Regions from separate parts of the Homo sapiens genome. Here region 1 is linked to region 2. The links are chromatin loops, found by intact Hi-C in ENCODE. Cell type or tissue: GM12878. All regions are shown on one strand. Links, peaks and the distances in the headings refer to the core of each region. The heading gives the core; the rest is flanking DNA.

Region 1 (4,000 bases), core at 1-4,000, 320 kb before region 2:
AATGGCTAAGCCGTGGTACAATGTTATCAAAAAGCAGACCGCTCGTGACAACAGCAACGATTCTCAAAGAGCCATTGCCCAGAAAATCACCCCCATTCAGTGTCGTAATGACATTGGCTTTCTCCTACTAAATAGCTAATATAATGGAAAACCAATATTTGACCACAGTTTATAAAACTATTTTAAGTAAAAAAGTTAGTGACATTTTGAGACACGTGAAAGTGGCTCTCAAACTGCCTTATGACCACATGTGGCAATCTGACCTCAATTCGTTAATTATAACATGGAGAAATCTTTGTGTTTCCCAAAATTGGGCCAAGAAAAATGAATAGCAGATACCTGAACAAAAAAGTGGTGTTACAAAGCAGAAGACAGTTCAATGAATTCAACTCACCTAAGTCTCATAAGTTGGCCTTACCCAAAAGATCCCTCTCCAGGACAAGACTAAGCCAATTAAAACAATTTTAATTGTCTATATTCTAAATAAAATGTTTATCTCCTGCTACCTCCTTGGTTACTACTTCTAGACTTGTGATTCTAAATTGTGGTCACATGTCAGAATAATAGCTCATTCAGTAGGTACCATAGGTGTGGGTGAAAACTTTTAGCCCACAGCAGTCATACATGTTTACCTCTGAGTTCCTCCTGAGTCACTCAGAATTGTCTCCTGCAGTTGTCCATATATTACTGACTAGGGATCTGACTGCTTCCTCGCATACGAAGTGGCAAGTTCTAAAAAGCGCCTTCTCTTTTCTCATGAACTTTCCCTCCTCTCTGTCTTCCTCAGCATCCTGGGATGTACTGCTGGCTTTGGTACATTTTTTTTTTTAACCAAATACTGTTCTTAGCTGATCATCCTGTAGCCTGTAGTGCTCTCTATAGATTTACCCTTATAAAGATTTCTATAAAGATTCTGGCCGGGCGCGGTGGCTCACACTTGTAATCCCAGCACTTTGGGAGGACAAGATGGGCGGATCACTTGAGGTCAAGAGTTCGAGACCAGCCTTGCCAACATAATGAAACCCTGTCTCTACTAAAAATCCAAAAATTAGCCAGGCCTGGTGATGGGCATCTGTAATCCCAGCTACTCTGGAGGCTGAGGCAGAAGAATCGCTTGAACCCGGGAGGCGGAGGTTGCAGTGAACCGAGATTGCACCACTGCACTCCAGTCTAGGCAACAGAGTAACACTCTGTCTCAAAAAAAAATAAAAAAAATTCTATAAAGAGTCTATAAATATTTATCCCTGCCCTAGGTTTTATGTTTTTCAGTAAGATTACTTGTCTTCTAACATCTACTGGTGAAATGGAGTAGCAAGCTTAGGGATCATGAACAAGAATTTTTTTTTTTTAGTGCCTACTCAGGGTCCAGTGCTGTTGGTTTGTTGTTTGTTTTTTGTTTTGTTTTGTTTTTCAGGGAGTAGGAGTTGTTTTTCCTCTCTCTGTTCTTATTATAATCTATATCATTTTTCATCAGAGCGAAGTTCTTAGAAGCAGTGTTCTTGAGTTCCAAACAAGTACAGTTTGTTATAATATAGAATATGTTTTTCTTGTTAGCCATTTTCGTAAGGTGTTTTCCTCCCTATCTTCCCCCTACTCTCTTTGGGCGATGTGAGGATAGTGTTGGTGTTTGGGGTTTTTCATCTGTACTGCAAGCGTGTGGCCTTTACGATTAGTCATAATGTCCAGAGTGGGGACGAGGGAGAAAACCAGAGAGATGGAGTCTTCCTGTTTCACACGCAGATGAAGGTAAATTAAGTGACATTTATCTGCCAGCTTTTCTGTGCTCTCGTTTTCGGTCTATGTAGTTATGTTTCCTTCCATCTTCTGTGTTCTAATTTATGCTGAGGTCATGAAACTCAGTATGAGTTCAAAAATACCACCTGAGTGAGCTGTCACCAATTTCCCACACCGTGTCTAAACTTAAAAGAGCTTCCTCTCTATGTGAGTTTTCACACAGATATTGCTCATTGGTTCAGGATCAGTTCTCCTAGGGAATGTTCTCCCAGGGGCATAGGGTTTTTATTTTTGAAAACTTGGGCAGTACAGGGCAAACATGCTGAATGGATCTGTCATCTCAGCCTTTCTGCCACGGTGCCTGCATGGTGCCTGGCTGCCAGTGGAGCCATCTGACCTTAGAAACCCTCAACACTTTACAAAAGCTTAAATATTAATTTATACATGAGATCCTTAATAGGTTCTGAAGTAAAAGCAGAGTGCTACAGTGAGAAAACACCTTGACTGTGAGTTGGGGTCCCTAGCAAGATTGTCTGTAACTAATAAATTTTGTGTCATTGGGTAGGTTATTTAACCTGGGTCTTTTTCCTTATCTGTAAAGTGAGTTAGAGGAGATGATCTCTAAGATTCCTATTGGTTGCAAAAAAAAAAAAAAAAAAAAGTATGATTTTTCTCACTGGGACAAATCATCAGGTTCCCAGAATATGTTTGAGCAATGGCAAGTAGAGAAGTTTTGCCAAATTGAATGAAGGCTTTCCAGATGGCTATATTGATGGGTAGCTGAAAGGGCTGCATTCGTGCTTGACTGCAGACATCCTGAATACCACTAGACAGAGTGTTACTTTAGCCAGTAGTCAGGGAGCCACTGAAGGCCTTTGAGTAAATGAGTAATCTCACAGCCAGCCTGTCTAACTTTGCTTTCTGTTGCTTATAAAACAGAATACTGGCACCTGGATAATTTATAAGGAAAAGGGCTCATGCCTGTAATCCTAGCACTTTGGGAGATCAAGGCAGGAGGATCACTTGAGACCAAGAGGGCAACAAAGTAAAACCCTATCTCTACAAAAGTTTTAAAAGTTAGCCAGGCATGGTGGCATGTGCCTGTAGTCCCAGCTACTCAGAAGGCATTCAAGCCTGGAGTGCTATGGTTGCACCACTGCACTCCAGCCTGGATGACAGAGTGAGACTCTATAAAGAAAAAACAAGAAAAGAAAAGAAAGAAATGGAATTTATTTCTTAGAGTTATAGGGGCTAAAATGTCCAATTCTGAGGGGACACATCTGGTGAGGGCCTTTTTTGCTGAGTCCTAAGGCGGCTTAGGGCATCACATAGTGAGGGGGCCGAATGTGCTCCCTCAGGTCTCTGTTCCTCTTCTTATAGAAGCTACCAATCCCACTCCCATGATAATCCATTAATTCATTAATCCATGAATGGGTTAACCCATTTGTGAGGGCAGAGCCCTCATGACCCAATCACCTCTTAAAGGCCGCACCTCTCAAGCTGCCGCACTAGGGTTTAAATATCAGCATGAGTTTTGGAAGGGACAGATATGCAAACCATAACACAGACTAAGCAAAGATACACAGTAAGAGGGTTCCTCTATGGAGCACCAGCAGCTTCACCAATGGGCAAACCCAGAAGGGCTCCCAGACAGGAATTTGCAAATGGAGTTCCAGAAAGAACTTGGAATTGGAGGTAGAGATTGGAGAACCTTCTGAGGTGACATTGGAACCCTAAGAATAGAAAAGATCTTCTATAGAGAATGTAGGGAAGGTATGATGGTTTGGGATGAAACCTTAAGGGCAGCCAGAATAGGAGGAGGCAGTGGAGAAGGTACTGTCAGGGAGATGGGAGGTCATCCGAGAGAGCCGCCTCATGGGGACTCCCAGGAGATAGCAGCATTTCCAGGCTGGGCAGTGGTACAAATGATGCTGTACAGGTAAAGGCCTGGGAAAAGAGCCTCAGAACTGGCAATGAGGATCTCACTGCTGACCTTCAAGAGAGCTATTTCAGTATAGGGTGGGGGCAGGAACTTAATTACAGGCAGCTGAGAAAAGAGTAGAGCCAAAGTAGAGTATGTGGTTGTGGAAGGAAGAAGAAACCAGAACAGTAACTTGAAAGTGTGAGGGGAGGGTGGAGAGCAACATCAAGTGAAGGCTGATTATTGTTGAGATAGGCACACATCTCCTGCGGCTAGGGGAAGGAAGCATTGGAAAATGAAAGACTAAAGGTGCTGGATCTGAATAATGGTGGGAACAGAGCAGGC
Region 2 (8,094 bases), core at 526-4,525:
TTCATGCCTGTAATCCCAGCACTTTGGGAGGCTGAGGTGGGTGGATCACCTGGGGTCAGGAGTTCGAGACCAGCCTAGCCAACATGGTGAAAACCCGTCTCTACTAAAAATACAAAAATTAGCTGGGTGTTGTGGCATGCATCTGCAATCCCAGCTACTTGGGAGGCTGAGGCAGGAGAATCGCTTGGACCTGGGAGGTGGAGACTGCAGTGAGCAGAGACTGTGCTATGGCATTCTAGCCTGGGCAACAGAGCAAGACTCCGTCTCAAAAAAACAGAGGAAAAACTATGGGCAACATAGCAAAACCCTGTCTCTACAAAAAATACAAAAATTAGCATGTTTTCTTTATCCAGCCTTTCACTGATGGGCATGGAGGTTGATTCCATGTCTTTGCTATTGTGAATAGTGCTACAATGAACATAAGTGTGCACGTGTCTTTATAATAGAATGATTTATATTCCTTTGGGTATATACAGTAAAGGTATTGCTGGGTCAAATGGTATTTCTGTCTTTAGGTCTTTGAGGAATCACCACTGTCTTTCACAATGGTTGAACTAATTTACACTCCCACCAACAGTATATAAGCATTCTCTTTTCTCCTTAACCTTGCCAGCATCTGTTATTTTTTGACTTTTTATTAATAGCCATTCTGACTGATGTGAGACGGTATCTCATTGTGGTTTTGATTTGCATTTCACTGATGATCAGTGATGTTGAGCTTTTTTTCATATGATTGTTGGACAGGTGTATGTCTTTTGCAAAGTGTCTGTTCACGTGGTACACATAAACCATGGAATACTATGTAGCCATAAAAAAGAACAAGACCATATCCTTTGCAGGGACATGGATGGAGCTGGAGGCCTTTATCCTTAGCAAACTAATGCAGGAACAGAAAACCAAGTACAGCATGTACTCACTTATAAGAGGGTGTTAAAATGATGAGAACACAGACACATAGAGGGGAACAACTGGGTCTTATCAGAGGGTGGAAGGTGGGAGGAGGGAGAGAAGCAGAAAAAATAACTAAGTACTACTAGGCTTAATACATGGGTGAAATAATCTGTATGGCAAACCCCCATGACACATGTTTACCTATGTAACAAACCTGCACATCCTGTGCATGTACCTCTGAACCTGAAAGTTTAAAAAGAAAATTAGCTGAGCCTGGTGTCACATGCCTATAGTCCCAGTGACTCGAGAGGCTGAGGTGAGAAGATCACATGAGCCCAGAAGGTGCAGGTTGCAGTAAGCTGACATCATGCCACTGCACTCCAGCCCAGGTGACAGAGTGAGACCTTGTCTCAAAGAAAAGGGGGTGGGGGGAACATACTGAAACATCTAAAAGGTAAAAAGTACCATTGAAAATGTGTCTTTAGTCAGGAACGGATGCAAAAACGGATGAGATACAGAAAAGAAAATCCAAAATACAACCAAGTTTTGAGGAAAGTCATAATACATAACAAATAAAAAATCAATGTGGCAGGTTAAATTGGACAAGAGAGGCAAGAGTCACTTTAGGATTTGAGAATTAGAATCATCATTCAGCTGGTATCATGGGAATTATTAAACATAACCTGAAAAACTAACAGAAACTGTTAAGAACCTGGTGAGAATAATTCACTTCGGAGAGATGAAGTAATGTTTCAAATATATTCCCATTACTCTAGCACCGAAAGGTAAGGAGGTTATCCAAAGTTAGAGCTTTTCATGGTTAAGAGTAATACTTAGATAACAAGTTCTTCTGTCTTTTGTCTAGTCTGACTGTTCCTGCACACATCAAACATTAAATATTTATTGAGTGGCTGATGCATGCCACGCACAGGGAACAATGATGAGTCAACCCGAATCCCCACTTCATGGCACTCCTGGTCAGATGTACAAGGTGTTAAGGGACCAGAGGGGAGACTAAATGGCATTGAAGATGAAAGATATTTGAGCAGGGGTTTGAAGGATGAACAGGAATTTGCTCAGTGAACACAAGACGTATGGGATAAAGTTCTTCAGAGAAGTGACAGAAATTGCACAAACTTCAAGAGAAAGGAATATACTCAAGAAATGGTAAGAAACTCTGTATGGTGACACAGAACAGACCTGAACGTTTACACAGAGGAGCAGGACCAGACCACGAAGGACCATATATGCACAGTAGACACAAATTACTGGATTTTATCCTACAGGCAGCTGAAGAGCCTCTGATGCCATCAAGTAAGGCAACTACATGGTCAGATTTGTGGGTGAATGGATTGAATGAAAGTAGGACTGGGCATTAAGGGCTATTACAAAAACTCTTTGTAATAATCCATGTGAAAGATAAGGCCAGAACCACTGTAGTTGCAGTGGGGAGGTAGAGGAAAGGACAGATAAGCAAGGTAGCCAGAGGAGGTAGAAATAAAGTGATTGGTGATCAATTGGGTTGAGAATGAAAGAGGAAGAAGTCAAAGATAATTCCCAGGCTTCTGACTTGAGAAGATACACCTCCATGCCAACTCATTCTATCAGCTTTCCTTTTGGACTTTGGCTCACTCAGATTGGTCACTGCTGCTTTGCCACATTCTCTTTGTCCCAAAGAATGTCCTTGAATGCTACCGACACTGGTGGCATATATCCCAAGGCAGTCATTCCCACCTCTGAGTGGCGGTGATAAGAGAGAAGCACCACTTCTTCCTCTCCCGGCCTCATCTCTACAGCCTTCAGCAACTAACAGCAGCAATCTTTTATAGAACACTCAGTTTAGTTCTGCACACAAATCATTGAAGTCAATATATAGTTATTGTGGACCTCACAGGAGAAGGCACTACGGAAAAGAGAAGCAAAGTGAAACAGCAGGTTTCTGCAGCGTTATTTATATAGTGGAGACAGGAAAACAACACGATGCAAAGCATAGGTTTTGTGGTTAGTCAGGCGCAAGTCTCAATTCCGGTTCCATTAATGTTACTGTTTTTTTTGTGACCTTGGGAAATGGGTATTGTTGAGCCTTGGTTTCCTCCTCTATAAGATATATAGATAATATTGCCTACCTCGTCTGTAAAAATTAATGAGTTAATACATGTAAAGGTCCTACCAGCATTGTGCTTAGCTTATCCAAGATTTTTTTTTAAATTAATGTCCTTCTTTATTTCTTGTCCCACTATGACTACTCAAAGACTTCGTGGCCCTAAATAGAATCCAGGCATCACTAATGAATGCTTCTCTCTATTTGTCCTCCCCCACCTCCACTGATATCTATTGTTGGACAAATGAACCTTCTAAAAGCAAAATAGGTTGATATCTATGTCAGAGACCTCTTGTAGCCTACCCAATATTCATCCTTCCTTTCATCTTTAATAGAATCCTGATTTTTCTGGGGGTAGTAGCAAAGTACCAAGCTAAAGTAGGCTCCTTACCAGGCTCCCGTGCCACTAGGGGTGGCCATATGTTATAATATGGCCAGTAAAACTGTTAGAGATTTTTTGAAAAGTTTCTGGACACAGTTTTATTCTCCCTTTGCTGTCTTCCTCCTTCCTGCTTCCTGGAAAATAGATATGATGGCTGGAGCTGCAATAGCTAACTTGCAACTATGAGGAACTATAGGACTTTGGTCTTAACATTCCTGAGCTCCTGAATCAATACTTTAACTACCTTCTATGAGACTTCTTGTCACATGAGAAAAATTAAGCCCCAAATTAAACCCCTGCCTTTTACTGTAACTCTCAATTGAGCATAATTCCTAAATGATTTAATCAATTCTACTCTACTCTGGCATGATTTTTAAGGCATTAACCATAATTTCCTTCCAATCTAAAAAGAAACTAATACTTACTGAGTATCTAGTATACATCAGATACTGTGTATATAGACATACAAATAAATATTACATATTGACTCACCAAATTCTTATAGTAACCCTGTACAATAAGTGGTAAAGCCAAGATCTGAGCTACAAGTCTGTCTGATACAGTTCACATTCTTACAGCTATCCATACTACAGCAAGGGTTATGAAAATCTGCCACTGTGAGGAACCATCACTCCCGAGACAATCTTTCTCTCTAAGTTAGAAAGGCACTTGTCCTACATCCTCTATACTGATATCAAAAATCCAACTGGTAAGCCATCTAAAAAGCATATCTAGGATTGAAAGTGTATACAGAAGGGAGACCATGAAGTGGCTGATGTGACAAGTAGTGAGACTTGCAAGATGCCTGCGGTACACCCTGCCCGAAAGCAGCTTGGCAAGGTTGATGACCTGGAAAGGAGGCTCCTTTCACCTGCATCTTCAAATCAATAAGGACCCTGAAGAAATCACATCGCACTGGAGGTAAGTGTGTAGCTGACTGCCATACTCCACCTGAGGCATGGGAGAGACAGGTTAAGGAAGGTACTCAATGTCACACACGTTCTCGCAGTCAAACCCCTATGTATGATTTTATCAGAGATTTGAAAGAGGAGCAAAAGATGATTAAAATTAGAGGTTATGTATACCACTTACAACCTATTAAAATAAAAAGTACACTCTAAATATAAATATATTTTGTAGAAGTATTACATAAATATACTTACATATAGGAATATATTTTAACCCTTTCCTCTACAAAATGAATGAGGCAACTAAAAAGACTCACAATAAATTTAAAAATTACGTCCAGGAAAAATATAGAACAGGAGCATCAGGTGAGAGGAAAATAAAGCAAGCAGATGCATATCTCATAAGGTCTTAAATAGTTACTAAAACTGAACTGTAAATTTAGGTCTGAGCTTCCCCCTAGCCAATGGAAAATGGGAAAAAACAAAGTTAGGCACAAAATTTACAATGGCCATGAGAAAAAGAGACTATTACCACCTCAAGAAAAACAAAATATTTTGTTAGTATAAAAGCAATATGACAGTGGCTCACGCCTGTAATCCCAGCACTTCAGGAGGCTGAGGCAGGCGGATCACAAAGTCAAGAGATCAAGACCATCCTGGCCAACATGGTGAAAATACATCTCTACTAAAAATACAAAAAAATTAGCTGGGCGTGGTGTTGGGTGCCTGTAGTCCCAGCTACTTGGGAGGCTGAAGCAGGAGAATCGCTTGAACCTGGGAGGCGGAAGTTGCAGTGAGCCGAGATCACGCCACTGTGCTCCAGCCTGGCAACAGAGCGAGACTCCGTCTCAAAAAAAAAAAATAAATAAAAAGCAATATGAAATTAGAATACCTAAGTAGGACTTCACATGGGAAACTATCTAATGTAGTTGACAATGCCTTAGTAACACCTCCATAATAAATATCAGTAAATTCCACACAGCAGTTTCTCACCAAGTTATTCAATCAAACTGAACAACAGTACAAGGAAGGCAATCTGTGCAGGACTAAGGCAATGAGGTAGAAATATACAGCTCTCCGATGGGTTGGTTTGAGCTAGTCATAAATGCCAGAATATCTCGATGAACAAATAAACAGCATGTTCTTCAAACTATTTTCCAAGAGAAACCATCTTAAAAAGTAGGGTTATACAACCATTTACCAACTTCTCAGCTAAAAAGTTGTGAGAAAGTTTTCATATGCTTTTTTTTAATGTAAATGGTACTTCAGTACACTATCACTGTGCTCTTACGTGTAGCATACACCAATCTTTTCTCCCTCTGCAAGTGGCATAAAAAGGCAGAAAAAGGGGCTGGGCGCAGTCACTCATGCCTGTAATCCCAGCACTTTGGGAGGCCAAGGCAGGCGGATCATGAGGTCAGGAGTTCGAGACCAGCCTGGCCGATACGGTGAAACCCTGTCTCTACTAAAAAATACAAAAATTAGCCAGGCGTGGTGTCGCATGCCTGTAGTCCCAGCTACTTGGGAGGTTGAGGCAGGAGAATCGCCTGAACTCAGGAGGTGGAGGTTGCAGTGAGCCAAGGTTGTCCAGCCTGGGCGACAGAGCGAGACTCCATCTAAAAACAACAACAACAACAACAAAGAAACCTGGCACATAGTAAGGAATGGGGCTGGCTACGCCTGGAGAAAAATGGAAAATCTACGTAAATTGTACTAAGCTAAAGTATAATTTTTTTTCTATGTATTCATGCTGGTGCACTCATGTAGGCATGTTCATAAGAAGACTCCTCAGTAGGTACAAAGTGGAATATTCAGATAATGTCAGTTAGACCAGGTGCATACCTACATGTTACTTTTCCACTGCCTGAAGATTCAGATGAAATTTATCCTTCAAGAAGGAATCTCTAGTGGTCGGAAGACATCATAAAAATGGCTGCACTTAAGCTCTCTATATAGTCTCAAGAAGTTGTAATGGTAATATAAACCAAAGGAGGACAAAATAAGGACCATTTGCCACTAATTAAAAAACAGAATTTGAAAAAAAAAAAAAAGATGGCTGTGTGAAATAGGGAACAGTTGTTCTCCCAACATGGACCTCTCACCCTGCTGATTTTGTGGTTTTTAAAGCTATAAAAGTAGAAACTGGAAACAATGACAACAAGGTGACTACCAAAGTATAAACAGAATATTATATATCGTTTTTTAAATAATAATATCTCAATTGAAGACATAAAACTAGATTTGATAAACAAAAAGCTAGTATTTCCACATTTTGATTCCTCCTTCTAAATATATATAATTAACACATGTGTATCTCCACAAACTGCAGTAACAATGTTCCAGTTCTTAGATTCTAATTGCAATCAATTGTGATCAATCAACAGATGTGTTGGGCACTTAAAGTTACATAACTTTAACAAACAAAGATTGCTAAAGTTAAATAAATATCATTGTGGTCATTTTAAGCTACCTAACTTCATCCAGCAGAGGTACAAAAGCAGCAGGTTAGCGGGTTTCTGGCAGGGAATAATTGGTGCTGAGCAACAGACTGTGTACATGAGCAGAAACATTGCATAAAACTCACATTACTGGCTTACCCACACCATATGTGCAGTTTGGATGGAAACAGGGTTGCTCTCATACACCTCACATGGTTTGGACTCACTGGCTAGGGTGAATGAACATTATGTTTCAGTGTGCTAGTTAACCCCAATGCAAGCCAGAAGAAAGCACCAGAATTATGACCTTTCAATTATAATTTTTCCAGCAAAGGTGAAGTTAGGATACAGATGTTGTGGTAACAAAAATGTACAAATTTGAAGTTACGAAAAAGACCTTCACAAACTTTGAGAAGCAGGCTGTAAGTTTATCTTGGCAGTGTTCTGGGTAAACAACCTGTGCTAATCTTACTGTAAAATAAGTCAAGATTACCTATAGACTAAAAGAAATAACAACGTATTTTTAATTGTTCTCTACCAGTGACCAAATTTATCATTTCCCAAGACAAACACTCTTAGGAAGAGCAAGAATCTTTGAAGTAATTTTTGAAGTCTGACAATTTACCTGCAAGGACCATTGAATTTTCCCCACCCAACAGGCCATAAAGCTTGATTAATCAATGCCTAAAATCTCTTCATTAAGCAGCAGATTCGCATCTCCCTTTCTCCCCTATCAAAGCATTATTTTAAAGGTTGGCATTTTGTGGCAAAACCCCAGTTCGCTTTCCAAAGAGGTAAACAGTCATGACTTCTGGGCAGGGAGGGCGCTCAAACATTGCACCTAATTCATCGACTTCATGGACTAAGAATTGAAGTTGAAGAAATCTCAGCAACATATCCTAGATCATACTTAGTGAGCTAAGGAGTCCAACAAAAGTGCACTTTCTATTTTGTTATATGACCCAGCAATTCAGATGAAAATAAAGGTTGGAGAAATGCATTCTACAAAATCTTCTTACCAAAAGGTATGCTGCATAAGAGGATAAACACATCAAAGAATTAAATTTATCTGTTCAAATGACACAGTGCAATAATCTAACTATGCTTCATATCCAAAGAAATCAGAAATTAGAAAGGGTTTTATATTAGGAAAAACAAAGAATGAACAAAAATCCTGGCAAGTCTTTGATAAAATTATGTTCTCATCAGCTAATTATCATAAAGCTAGAAATTCATATCTTTAAATTAGGAGTCTCAGCATCATAGATAAAAAGAAAGAAGCGAGATGTTTAGACAAATATGTGTCCAAGCCAGTAACCCATACACTTTTGCGGGGGAAAATATGCCTTTATAAGTGATTCAATGACATTGACA

What was found. A loop is a pair of places that touch in the nucleus more often than their neighbours do. Peaks named below come from ENCODE experiments on the same cell type or tissue, not always from the same donor. Only the 100,000 strongest peaks of a DNase experiment are listed, where the experiment ranks them.
Region 1: it touches region 2 in a loop (4-fold over the local background); 1 of 110 quality-filtered maps calls a loop at or near these places.

Annotation. Positions count from the first base shown.
Region 1 is chr7:8,132,242-8,136,241 of GRCh38, reverse strand. All of the region lies in intron 12 of ICA1 (islet cell autoantigen 1), which reads left to right. Among named protein-coding and RNA genes, the nearest start is that of ICA1, 130 kb to the left of the region's middle. RefSeq lists an enhancer at 1,689-1,818 and a silencer at 2,529-2,578. In GM12878, for the core only: no CTCF peak of the experiment used is centred there; DNase peaks (open chromatin) are centred at 1,791 and 3,931; H3K4me3 peaks cover 177 bases; H3K27ac peaks cover 3,518 bases.
Region 2 is chr7:7,811,041-7,819,134 of GRCh38, reverse strand. The region is part of intron 3 of UMAD1 (UBAP1-MVB12-associated (UMA) domain containing 1); the gene reads right to left. Among named protein-coding and RNA genes, the nearest start is that of RPA3, 96 kb to the right of the region's middle. RefSeq lists enhancers at 1,842-1,931, 2,800-2,989. In GM12878, for the core only: no CTCF peak of the experiment used is centred there; a DNase peak (open chromatin) is centred at 2,854; H3K4me3 peaks cover 856 bases; H3K27ac peaks cover 767 bases.